2 separate regions of the Homo sapiens genome follow, and region 1 is linked to region 2. Evidence: read pairs that join two places in POLR2A ChIA-PET (ENCODE). Cell type or tissue: Panc1. All regions are shown on one strand. Each heading gives the region's core, and the rest is flanking DNA. Links, peaks and the distances in the headings are about the cores only. Region 1 overlaps MAEA (macrophage erythroblast attacher, E3 ubiquitin ligase). Region 2 overlaps LOC124900647 (nascent polypeptide-associated complex subunit alpha, muscle-specific form-like).

The links. ChIA-PET counts read pairs that join two places held together with the same protein. Peaks named below come from ENCODE experiments on the same cell type or tissue, not always from the same donor. Only the 100,000 strongest peaks of a DNase experiment are listed, where the experiment ranks them.
Region 1: POLR2A ChIA-PET joins it to region 2 with 7 read pairs; 6 of 35 experiments call an interaction of 5 or more read pairs at or near these places.

Annotation. Positions count from the first base shown.
Region 1 is chr4:1,332,970-1,338,345 of GRCh38, forward strand. It overlaps MAEA (macrophage erythroblast attacher, E3 ubiquitin ligase), which reads left to right. Exons shown (of 9, transcript NM_001017405.3): 7 at 3,892-4,025. Among named protein-coding and RNA genes, the nearest start is that of UVSSA, 12 kb to the right of the region's middle. In Panc1, for the core only: no CTCF peak of the experiment used is centred there; DNase peaks (open chromatin) are centred at 3,299 and 4,670.
Region 2 is chr4:1,138,263-1,143,638 of GRCh38, forward strand. The region is part of intron 1 of LOC124900647 (nascent polypeptide-associated complex subunit alpha, muscle-specific form-like); the gene reads left to right. Among named protein-coding and RNA genes, the nearest start is that of RNF212, 27 kb to the left of the region's middle. In Panc1, for the core only: no CTCF peak of the experiment used is centred there; no DNase peak of the experiment used is centred there; H3K27me3 peaks cover 688 bases.

The DNA.
Region 1 (5,376 bases), core at 197-5,196, 190 kb after region 2:
ATCCCAGCCACACAGCCTGTCCAGCCTGCCAAGACAAGCTTTTCTTGTTTGACTCCCATTTTGCTCATAAGAAATTTGAATCAGGGCTGTGTGTGGTGGCTCACCCCTGGAATCCCAGCACTTTGGGAGGCTGAGGTGGGAGGACTGCTTGAGCCCAGGGGTTTGAGAACAGCCTGGGGAACATAGTGAGACCCCACCTCTACAAAAAAAATTTTTTTGAAAATTAGCTGGGCATAGTAGCACCTGCCTATAGTCCAGCTACCCAGGAGGCTGAGGTGGGAGGATCACTTGAGCCCATAAGGTTGAGGCTGCAGTGAGCCAAGATTGTGCCACTGCACTCCAGCTGGGGTGACAGAGCAGGACCTTGTCTCCAAAAAAAAAAAAAGCAGTTGAGAAAGGTTCAGGAAGCCTTTCAGCCTGGAGCGTTCAGCCGGGGCCCAGCTTCCTTGCCTGTCCCCCTGGTTCTCCTTTCTCTACAGCCCCTGAGTCAGGAGTTAGGCTGCACCGTCTTCCGTGGTTCTTTCTCTTGCTGACGCTTTGTATTTTATCTGTAAATATTGGAGCCTCCGACTCTCCGCGGTCACTGGGGTAGGGTTGGGGGTTCTGCCATCACTAACCAGGCACCCTGTGCTCAGACCTGGCCCCAACCCAGCAGCTGGCTGCTCCTGGGTGAGTGGCTCCACTCTGCACCCGTGCCCACCCCTGCACCCACCCCATGCCCACCGTGTGCTCACCCCCTTGCCCACCCCCATGCCCGTGCTCACCTCTGCACCCACCCCATGCCCACCCCCATGCCCACCTGTGCTCACCCCCATGCCCACTCCCGTGCCCATGTGCCCACCCCTGCACCCACCCCATGCCCACCGTGTGCTCACCCCCCTGCCCACCCCCATGCCCGTGCTCACCTCTGCACCCACCCCATGCCCACCCCCATGCCCACCTGTGCTCACCCCCATGCCCACTCCCGTGCCCATGTGCCCACCCCTGCACCCACCCCCATGCCCGTGTGCTCACCCCTGCACCCATCCCATGCCTACCGTGCTCACCCCCATGCCCACCCCATGCCCACCATGTGCTCACCCCTGCACCCACCCCCATGCCCGTGTGCTCACCCCTGCACCCATCCCATGCCTACCGTGCTCACCCCCATGCCCACCCCATGCCCACCATGTGCTCACCCCTGCATCCACCCCCATGCCCACCCCTGTGCTCATCACACTGGGAACAGTTTCAGTTCCTGGAAAAGGGGGAAGCAGATAAAACCTCCTGGAGTTGACAGTTTGTTCTCTGAGCCTGGCACCAGTCTCTGTCAGAGGCCGGGGTGTTTCCCGGCAGCCCCCACCTGCCACCCTGTAGGGACTGCAAAGCCCTGGGCAGTCCCAGACCTGCTGCCTTCTGAAAGCTGCTGGAAGCTCAGCCTGAATTCTCCTGGTTCTCAGGCGTTTGGGGCATCTCATAATAAATCATCATTAGGTCACGAGGATCTTCAGGGGTGGGGTCTGAGCTTCCCAGACTGTGAGTTGGCACCTTGTTTCTCTCGCTTGCTCTGGAGAGGATTTTGTTAGAAATGCAGGAAAGGCTGACCCATACAGGGGGCTGAGACTTCGGGCCTAGGCCGGGTGGAGCATGCACCTCTCACCGGACGCAGCCCTGCAGTGTGGTAAAGAGGGAGGCAGGCAGTGCCAGCCCCAAGGCTCATCTGTTGCCAGATTCAGGGGGCACAACCGTGTCTCGTGGCAGGAAAATGGGCCCCGTTGCCATGGGTCAGGCAAGAAACAGAAGGAAGCATTTTGTTCAGAGAATGGCAGAAGCCACCAGAAGCCCAGAGGCAACCAGTCCTGGGGAGTGAGGATGCCAGGAGCTGTTCTTCTCAGTGAGGACCTTCTGGACTGTGGGCTTCCTCCCTTGTAGACTTTGATTTTTAGACAAAAATGAGATTTAAAACAGCCTTTAAAAATGTTGGAGTTAAGTGTGGTGTTTACCCTAAACTGAGACTGAGAAGCTTACAGAGACTGATGGGTGACGTCCCCTGATGACCACCTCCCCTCCCTCCAGGTGTGGCCGTCTCCCCCCAAGCTAGAGACTGAGCGGCCTTTCTGGGTTGATGTGAAGGTTTTTCTCTCCTGTGCTCACACACGCTCTCTCTCTTAAGTCTAAACCTGAGGTTATTTAGGGACAGACATTCATCAGGTTTAATTTTCTGTTCTGTGATGCTTTAACCTAACATGGACCGGTTGTTTTCCATTTCATACATGATTTCTCTGAAGTAAGAGTTTTTACACCTAATGCTCTGAGGTGCACTCTGCACTGAGCTGTCCTTCCAGCTGTGTGAGTCTATTTTTTGTCACAGTGCACAGGTTGCACACATTCCAGATCATTCAAGTTGATTCACAAGTGAGTGTAGCAGAGTTAAGTCAGCACCAGCCCTGTGGCATGTTGAAATCAGAGTTAAGTCAGCACTGGCCCCACAGTGTGTTGAAATCAGAGTTAAGTCAGCACTGGCCCCACAGTGTGTTGAAATCACAGAGTTAAGTCAGCACTGGCCCCATGGCGTGTTGAAACCACAGAGTTAAGTCAGCACTGGCCCCACAGTGTGTTGAAATCACAGAGTTAAGTCAGCACTGGCCCCATGGCGTGTTGAAACCACAGAGTTAAGTCAGCTCTGGCCCCCACAGTGTGTTGAAATCACAGAGTTAAGTCAGCACTGGCCCCATGGCGTGTTGAAACCACAGAGTTAAGTCAGCACTGGCCCCACAGTGTGTTGAAATCACAGAGTTAAGTCAACACCTGCCCTGCAGTGTGTTGAAATCACAGAGTTAAGTCAGCACCTGCCCTGCAGTGTGTTGAAATCACAGAGTTAAGTCAGCACCTGCCCTGCAGTGTGTTGAAATCAGAGTTAAGTCAGCACCTGCCCTGCAGTGTGTTGAAATCACAGAGTTAAGTCAGCACCTGCCCTGCAGTGTGTTGAAATCACAGAGTTAAGTCAGCACCTGCCCTGCAGTGTGTTGAAATCAGAGTTAAGTCAGCACCTGCCCTGCAGTGTGTTGAAATCACAGAGTTAAGTCAGCACCTGCCCTGCAGTGTGTTGAAATCACAGAGTTAAGTCAGCACCTGCCCTGCAGTGTGTTGAAATCAGAGTTAAGTCAGCACTCATCCCGCAGCATGTTGAAATCAGGGAGTTAGATCAGCACTGGCCTTGCAGCATGTTGAAATCAGAGAGTTCCAGCACTCGTCCCGCAGAGTGTTGAAATCAGAGTTAAGTCAGCCCTTGTCCTGCAGGTGTTGAAATCAGAGCGTTAAGTCAGCACTGGCCTCACAGCGTGTTGAAATCAGAGACTTAAGTCAGAACTGGCCCCACAGTATTTTGAAATCAGAGAAGTCAGCACTCCCCCGACAGTGTGTTGAAATCAGAGTTAAGTCAGCACTCACCCCACAGCATGTTGAAATCGGAGTTAAGTCAGCACTCACCCCACAGCATGTTAAAATCAGAGTTAAGTCAGCACTCATCCCACAGTGTGTTGAAATCAGAGTTAAGTCAGCACTTGTCCCGCAGCATGTTGAAATCAGAGTTAAGTTCATACTGGCCTCGCAGTGTGTTGAAATCAGAGAGTTAAGTCAGCACTGACCCTGTAGCATGTTGAAATCAGAGTTAAGTCAGCACTCATCCCGCAGCATGTTGAAATCATAGTTAAGTCAGCACTCATCCCACTGTGTGTATCAGTCAACACTTGAGGGAGTTATGCTTTGTGCTGACCCTTAGTGCAAAGTGTGTGGGTCACTGGGGGATGGCTGTGGGCCGATGGCACCTGCTTCACCATGGTCCACGTTTTTAAGCTGTCCCAGGAGCTTCCCTGGGAGCATCCCCAGGACCCTCTGCTCTCTGTCTTCCAGGACCTTCTGGACCCTGCACGGTGGCGGATGCTGATCCAGCAGTTCCGGTACGACAACTACCGACTACACCAGCTGGGAAACAATTCTGTGTTCACCCTCACCCTGCAGGCTGGCCTCTCAGCCATCAAGACACCGTATCCTACCTCCCGTGCGCAGTGCGGTTTGGCCTGGGGTTGGCATCTTTGGTCATATTTTAACACGCTGACCCTGCACCTTGCCACTCTTGTCCTCCCACCACAGACAGCCCCGAGCTCCCGTGTGCTGCACTTGCGTGGTGTCTGGATGGTCGGGGTGGGGCCGTGTTGAGGGGCCTCGGATGCGTCGTGCAGCCTTCACTCTGGGAAGTGGCGCGCTTCCTCTCTCATCATCTCAGAGGCCGCCATGGGCATTGATCTAAAAGCCCGATTTTGATGTGTTCTGGCAGCCGGCAGATTACCATTCAGAATAGTTTTCCCGTGTGATTACCAAGAACCTTGCCTGTGACTGACTCTGTCCCGCCTGTGACTGACTCTGTCCCACCTGTGACCGACTCTGTCTGCCTGTGACTCTGTCCCTGCCTGTGACTGACTCCATCCTGCCTGTGACTCTGTCCCACCTGCGACTCACTGAGTTCCTGCCTGTGACTCACTCGGCTCCCGCCTGCAACGGACTTGGTCCCTGCCTGCGACTCACTGTGGCCCTGCCTGTGACTGAGTCTGTCCCGTTTGTGACTGATTCCTTCCTGTGACTGACTCTGTCCCACCTGCAACTGACTTCTTCCTGCCTGTGACAGACTCTGCCCCTGCCTGCGACTGAGTCTGTCCCTTCCTGCAACTGAGTCCATCCCGCCTGTGACTCTGTCCTCGCCTGTGACTGACTCTGCCCCTGCCCTGTGACTGTCTCACCTGTGACTGACTCCGTCCTGCCTGTGACTCAGCCTCTTACTGACTCTACCCCTGCCTGTGACTGACTCTGCCCTCTCCTGTGACTGACTCTGTCCCCACCTGTGACTGACTCTGTCCCCACCTGTGACTGACTGTCCTCCTGCAACTGACTCTGTCCCCGCCTATGAATGTCTTTCATGTGACCTGCCTCAGGCCCAGAGGGCAGTGAGTGTTTCGCGATTGCTGCTGGTACCTGGCTGTGCCGGGGTATGAATGAGACTCAGGCCCCCTCCCTTGTCCCCTCTTTGTGGAACTCTGGGCGAGAGGGCTGGCGTGCTTGCCCACTGCCTGTTCCTAGGTGCCAGCAGAACGTCCCTGCTGGGTGGCTCTTGTCCTGCCTGGAGAGGTTGCGTGGCCGGGGAGAGGGCGGCGGGCGACGGAGCCACTCTGTGCCTGTGGTCCTGGTGCTGGAGGCCGGGGTGAGAAGGCGCAGGCTTCTTGTCTCCACCGAGGCCTCAGTGGGGCTGTTTAGCTGTCGAGTGCAGCACTTCCTGTGCCTCGAAAGACAGCCCCGTGTAGTCAGCATGGCGCCCACATAGCCAGAAGGGCACGCAGCCCAGGG
Region 2 (5,376 bases), core at 53-5,052:
CCAGAAGTGGGGTTGCTAGATCATATGAGGTTCTAGTTTTAGTTTTAGTGTTTTTTTGGTTTGGTTTTGTTTTTGTTTGTTTGTTTGTTTTTTGAGACGGAGTCTAGCTCTGTCGCCCAGGCTGGAGGGCAGTGGCGCAACCTTGGTTTACTGCAACCTCCACCTCCCAGGTTCAAGCAGTTCTCTGCCTCAGCCTCCCACCAGCATGCCCAGCTAATTTTTGTATTTTTTAGTAAAGACAGGGTTTCACCATCTTGGCCAGGCTGGTCTTGAACTCCTGACTTCATGATCCACCCGCCTCGGCTTCCCAAAGTGCTGGGATTACAGGTGTGAGCCACCACACCCGGCCAGTTTTAGTGTTTTGAGGAACGTCCATTCTGTTTTCCACAGCAGCTGCACCCACTTTGCTTTCCCACCAGCAGTGCACAAGCGTTCCAGTGTCTCCACATTCTCACCAATACTTGTTTTTTTTTTTTTTTAAATAGCCATCCTGACAGATATGAGGTGATGTTTCATTGCTTTGATTTGCATTTCCTTCATGGCATTGAGATTTTTTCATACACCTGCTGGTCATTTGAATATCTTGTTTAGAGAAATGTCTATTTAAGTCCTTAGCCCACTTTCAGATTGGGTTATTGGGTTTTTTGCTATTGAGTTGTAGGCATTCCTTATATATTTTAGAGCTTAGCCCCTTGTCAGGTAGACATGGTTTGCAAATATTTTCTCCCATTGCATGGGTTACCTTTTTACCATTTTGTTTCCTTTACCATGCAGAAGCTTTTGAGTCTGATGCAGTCTCATTTGTCAGTTTCTGCTTTTGTTGCCTGTGCTTTTGTTGTTATATCCGTGAAATTATTGCCAAGACCAGTGTTATGAAACTTTTCTTCCCTCATGGTTTTTCATAGGAGTTTAACAGTTTCAGGTATTACATTTAGGTCTTTAATCTATTTTTGGTTTATTTTTGCGTATGGTGTAAAATAAAGGTCCAATTTCATTATCTTGCATGTGGATATCCAGTTTTCCCAGCACCACTTATTAAAGAGACTGTCCTTTCTCCACCCTATTCTTGTCACCTTTGTCAAAGATCAGTTGACCATATATGTGTGGATTTATTTCTGGGCTCTTTATTCTGTTCCATTGGTCTGTCTGTCTTCACACTAGTATTATACTGGTTTTTTGTTGTTGTTGTTTGTTTTTTGTTTTTCCGAGACAGAGTCTCACTGTGTTGCCCAGGCTGACATGCAGTGGCGTGATCTCAGCTCACTGCAACCTCCACCTCCCGGGTTCAAGTGACTCTCCTGCTTCAGCCTCCCCAGTAGCTGGGACTACAGGCATCCATGCCCAGCTAATTTTTTTATTTTTAATAGAGACAGGGTTTCACCATGTTGACCAGGCTGATCTCGAACTCTGACCTCAAGTGATCTCCCCACCTCAGCCTCCCAAAATGCTGGAAATGCTGGGATTACAGGCGTGAGACACCACACCCAGCCCACAGTGTCTTGATTACTGTTGCTTTATAGTATATTTTGAAATCGAGTCTAGATGAAGAAAAAGAGACAATTCAAATAAAACCAGAGTGAAAGAGGAGACATTAAAACTGATGCCATAGATATAAAAATGATAATAAGAGACTAGTATGAATAATTATATGCCAGCAAACTGAATAACCTAAAAGAAACAGATAAACTCCTAAAAACACACAATCTATCCAGACTGAATCATGAAGAAACAGAAAGTCTGAATATCTCCTTAACTAATATGGAGATTGAGTACATAATCCAGCACCTTCCAATAAAGAAAAGCCCAGGACCAGATGGCTTCACTGGCAAATTCAACCAGCGTTTAAAGAAGAATCAACACCAATCCTTCTCAGATTCTTTTCAAAAGTTGAAGAGGAGGGAACCATTCCAAACTCATTTTATGAGAACAGCACTACCCTGATACTAAAGCCAGACAAAGACACTACAAGAAAAGAAAACTATAGGCCAGTATTCCTGATGAATATAGATGCAAAAGTCCTCAACAAAATACTGGTGAGCCAAATCAAAGACGCTTTAAAAGGATCATATTATTACACCATAACCAAGTAGGGTTTATCCCTGGGGTGCAAAGATGGTTCAGCACACATAAATCAATATGGTATATTGTATTAACAGAATAAAAGATAAAAATCACATGATTATCTCAATAGATGTAGAAGAAGCATTTAACACAATTCAGCATCCTTTCATGATAAAAGTTATCAAATTAGAAATAGTAGGAAAGTACCTCAGCATAATAAAGACATTATATGAAAAGTCAACAGCTAACATCATACTCACTGGGGAAAACAAAAGCTTTTCCTTTACGATCAGGAAAAAGGCAAGGATACCTGCTTTTGTCACTTTTATTCAACATAGTACTGGAAGTCCTAGCAAGAGCATTTAGGCAAGAAAAAGAAATAAAAGACATCCAAATAGGAAAGGAAAATAATATTGTCCCTGTTTGCAGATGACATGATCCTATACATAGAAAACCCTAAAGACTACATAAAAAACTGTGAGAACTGGCTGGGCATGGTGGCTCACACCTCTAATCCCAGCACTTTGGGAGGCTGAAGCAGGCAGATCAGGAGGTCAGGAGATCGAGACCATCCTGGCTAACACAGTGAAACCCTGCCTCTACTAAAAAAAATACAAAAAATTAGTTGGGCATGGTGGCAGGCGCCTGTAGTCCCAGCTACTCGGGAGGCAGGAGAATGGTGTGAACCCAGGAGGTGGAGTTTTCAGTGAGCCAAGATCGTGCCACTGCACTCCAACCTGGGCAACAGAGCGAGACTCTGTCTCAAAAAACAAAACAAAACAAAACAAACTGTGAGAATGAATAAATGAATTCAGTGAAGTTGCAGGATACAAAATCAATGCAGAAAATGAGATGCATTTCTATACACTAACAATGAACTATTTGAAAAGACAATTAGGAAAACAGTCCCATTTACAATACCACCAAAAAGTATGAAATACTTAGGAATAGACTTAACAAAGGAAGTGATAGACTAGTATACAAAAATTACAGAACATTAATGAAAGAAAGAAGACACAAAAGCCATCTCGGGTTCATGGATTGCAGTACTTCATATTGTTAAAATGTCCGTACTACCCAATGCAATCTACCAAATCAATGCAATCCCTATCAAAATTTCGATGGACAGAAATAGAAAAACAATTCTAAAATTCATATGGAACCAAAAAAGACTATGAAGAGCCAAATTAATCTTGAGAGAGAACAAAGTTGGAGTCATCACACTTCCTGATTTCAAAATCTATCACAAAGTCGTTTTTCCCTTTCCGTTCAGCATCTCTGAAGATGCCATAGCTTCTGTTGAAACGTTAACAAAATCATTTTTAAGATTGAAGTAACTGTGCCCTGATATGATTGTGGTTTTCCCTTTGGTTATTTTTAATTTTTTTCTGTTTGTATTTGGCTTTCGATAGTGTGACAATGATGTACCTAGGTGTGGTTGTCCTTATATTTATCCTCATTTGGGGTACTCTGAGCTCCTTGAATCTCTGGGTTGATGTCTTCCATCAATTTTCAAAATTTTTTGGCCATTATGTCTTTAAATATTGCCTTTTCTCCATTCTCTCTCACCTTTCTCTTTGGGGCTGCAATTGCATGTATCTTAGGCCATTTGTCTTCCTCACATATCTTACACTCCTTTCTGGTCTTTTCATTCTTTTTTCTATTGAAATCTCTTCCAGTTCACTAATCTAATCTCCTTCACTAATCTTCTTTCCTGGTCTTTTGTTGACTCTATCGAATGAGTTCTTCAGACATTGTGTTTTTCAGTTCCAGAATGTCCACTTGGTTTTTTAAAAAGAGATCCTAATTATTGAAATTCTCCATCTTTTCATATATCTTGTTCATCAATTTCCCTATTTTCTTTAACATATTAATAGTAATTTTAAAGTCCCGCTCTGAATCATCTGTGTATCTCTTTCTATTGCCTGTTTAATATTTTGGCTTCTGGTCATTCAATCTTTTTTTTTTTTTTTAAAGCATGCCTCATAATTTGGGATTGGATGCTGTACACCATAGAGGGTTTTTTTTATTTTTTTGGTATATTGTAGAGGGTTTGAATAATGCTATCCTCCTCCAAGGAGGGTTATTTCCTGCTAGCAAACAGGGCTGATCTATTCCAGTTTTGTCCTTATTCCTAGAATGTAACCCACCCCTGGGATGTAGTCCTTATTTCTAGGGCCTGATCTTATGCCCAGAGTGTAACCCTTGTAGGGTCCAGGGTGTTTTCTGAGATCCCTCCACCTTGTTGGGTCATGGTCCTTTCCTGCCAGGTCCATGTGGCTGACAAAACCTCTGCTTCATTCTTCAGCGGTTGCTGTTTCCTGCTGGTTGTTTTTGTTTGCCTGTTTTGAGTCTCTCTCTGCTTTTATGTAACTTAGGTATCAGCCAGTTATTTGAGGAAGATTTTAATTCAGATTATTAGGCTCCTTATTTTTGTTTCCTTCCTTTTCTGGATTTCCCTCCTCACTTCCCAGCCACTTTGGCAGTCCTGAACTCTGACCTCTCTTTCCTTGGCCCTTTCTCTTGAGATTTATTACCCTAATATACAATTTGAAATTTTCCTGAGTGGAAAACACCAGGATGATTGTGGAGCTCACCTCGTGTCTTTTCCCTCTCCAAAGATCGTGGCCTCTTAAGTCCTGTCTGTGTTGGTTGTACTCAATGCCTTCAAACAGGTGCTTTAGATGCCCATTGCTCTTGGAATTCCCAGCCTTCAGAACTGTGAGAAATGTATTTCTTTTCTTTATAAATTACACAGTCTGTGGCATTCTGATATAGCAACACAATATGGATTGTGACAGATGGCCAACAGGCATCTCAGATTTAATTAATCCAGAAAAAAAAATTCCTGACCCCCCGCCCTCCCACCCTGACCCAAACCATGGTCTGCAGTCTTCTCCATCTCTGTAAATTCTTGTTTATTTGTCTCTTTGTGAACCCCATTTTCATTCTGTCAGAATGTCTTATAGGTTCTGCCTTCCAAATGCATCTGGTATCTGACCATAGCTCCTCTCGCTGGAGCTCCCTTGATCCAAGCCCCATCCTCTTTCCTGGATGATGGGAGGAGCTTCCCTGGATATCTCTGCTTCTGCAGCCATGTGGCATTTAAAGTGTGGATTATACTAAAAGCCTTGTCACTCAGAGTCAAATTCAAAGTCTGTCTGTGGCTGTTGACCAAGGTGCCGTGATGCTGACCTTCCAGCCCCACCTTCTATCCTCCAGCCAGTCCAGCCTCACTGTCTGCTTCCTCAGACACACTCCAAGTCTCCCCCATCCCCGTGCATCACAGCTTCAGGGTTACTATCCCAGTGAGTT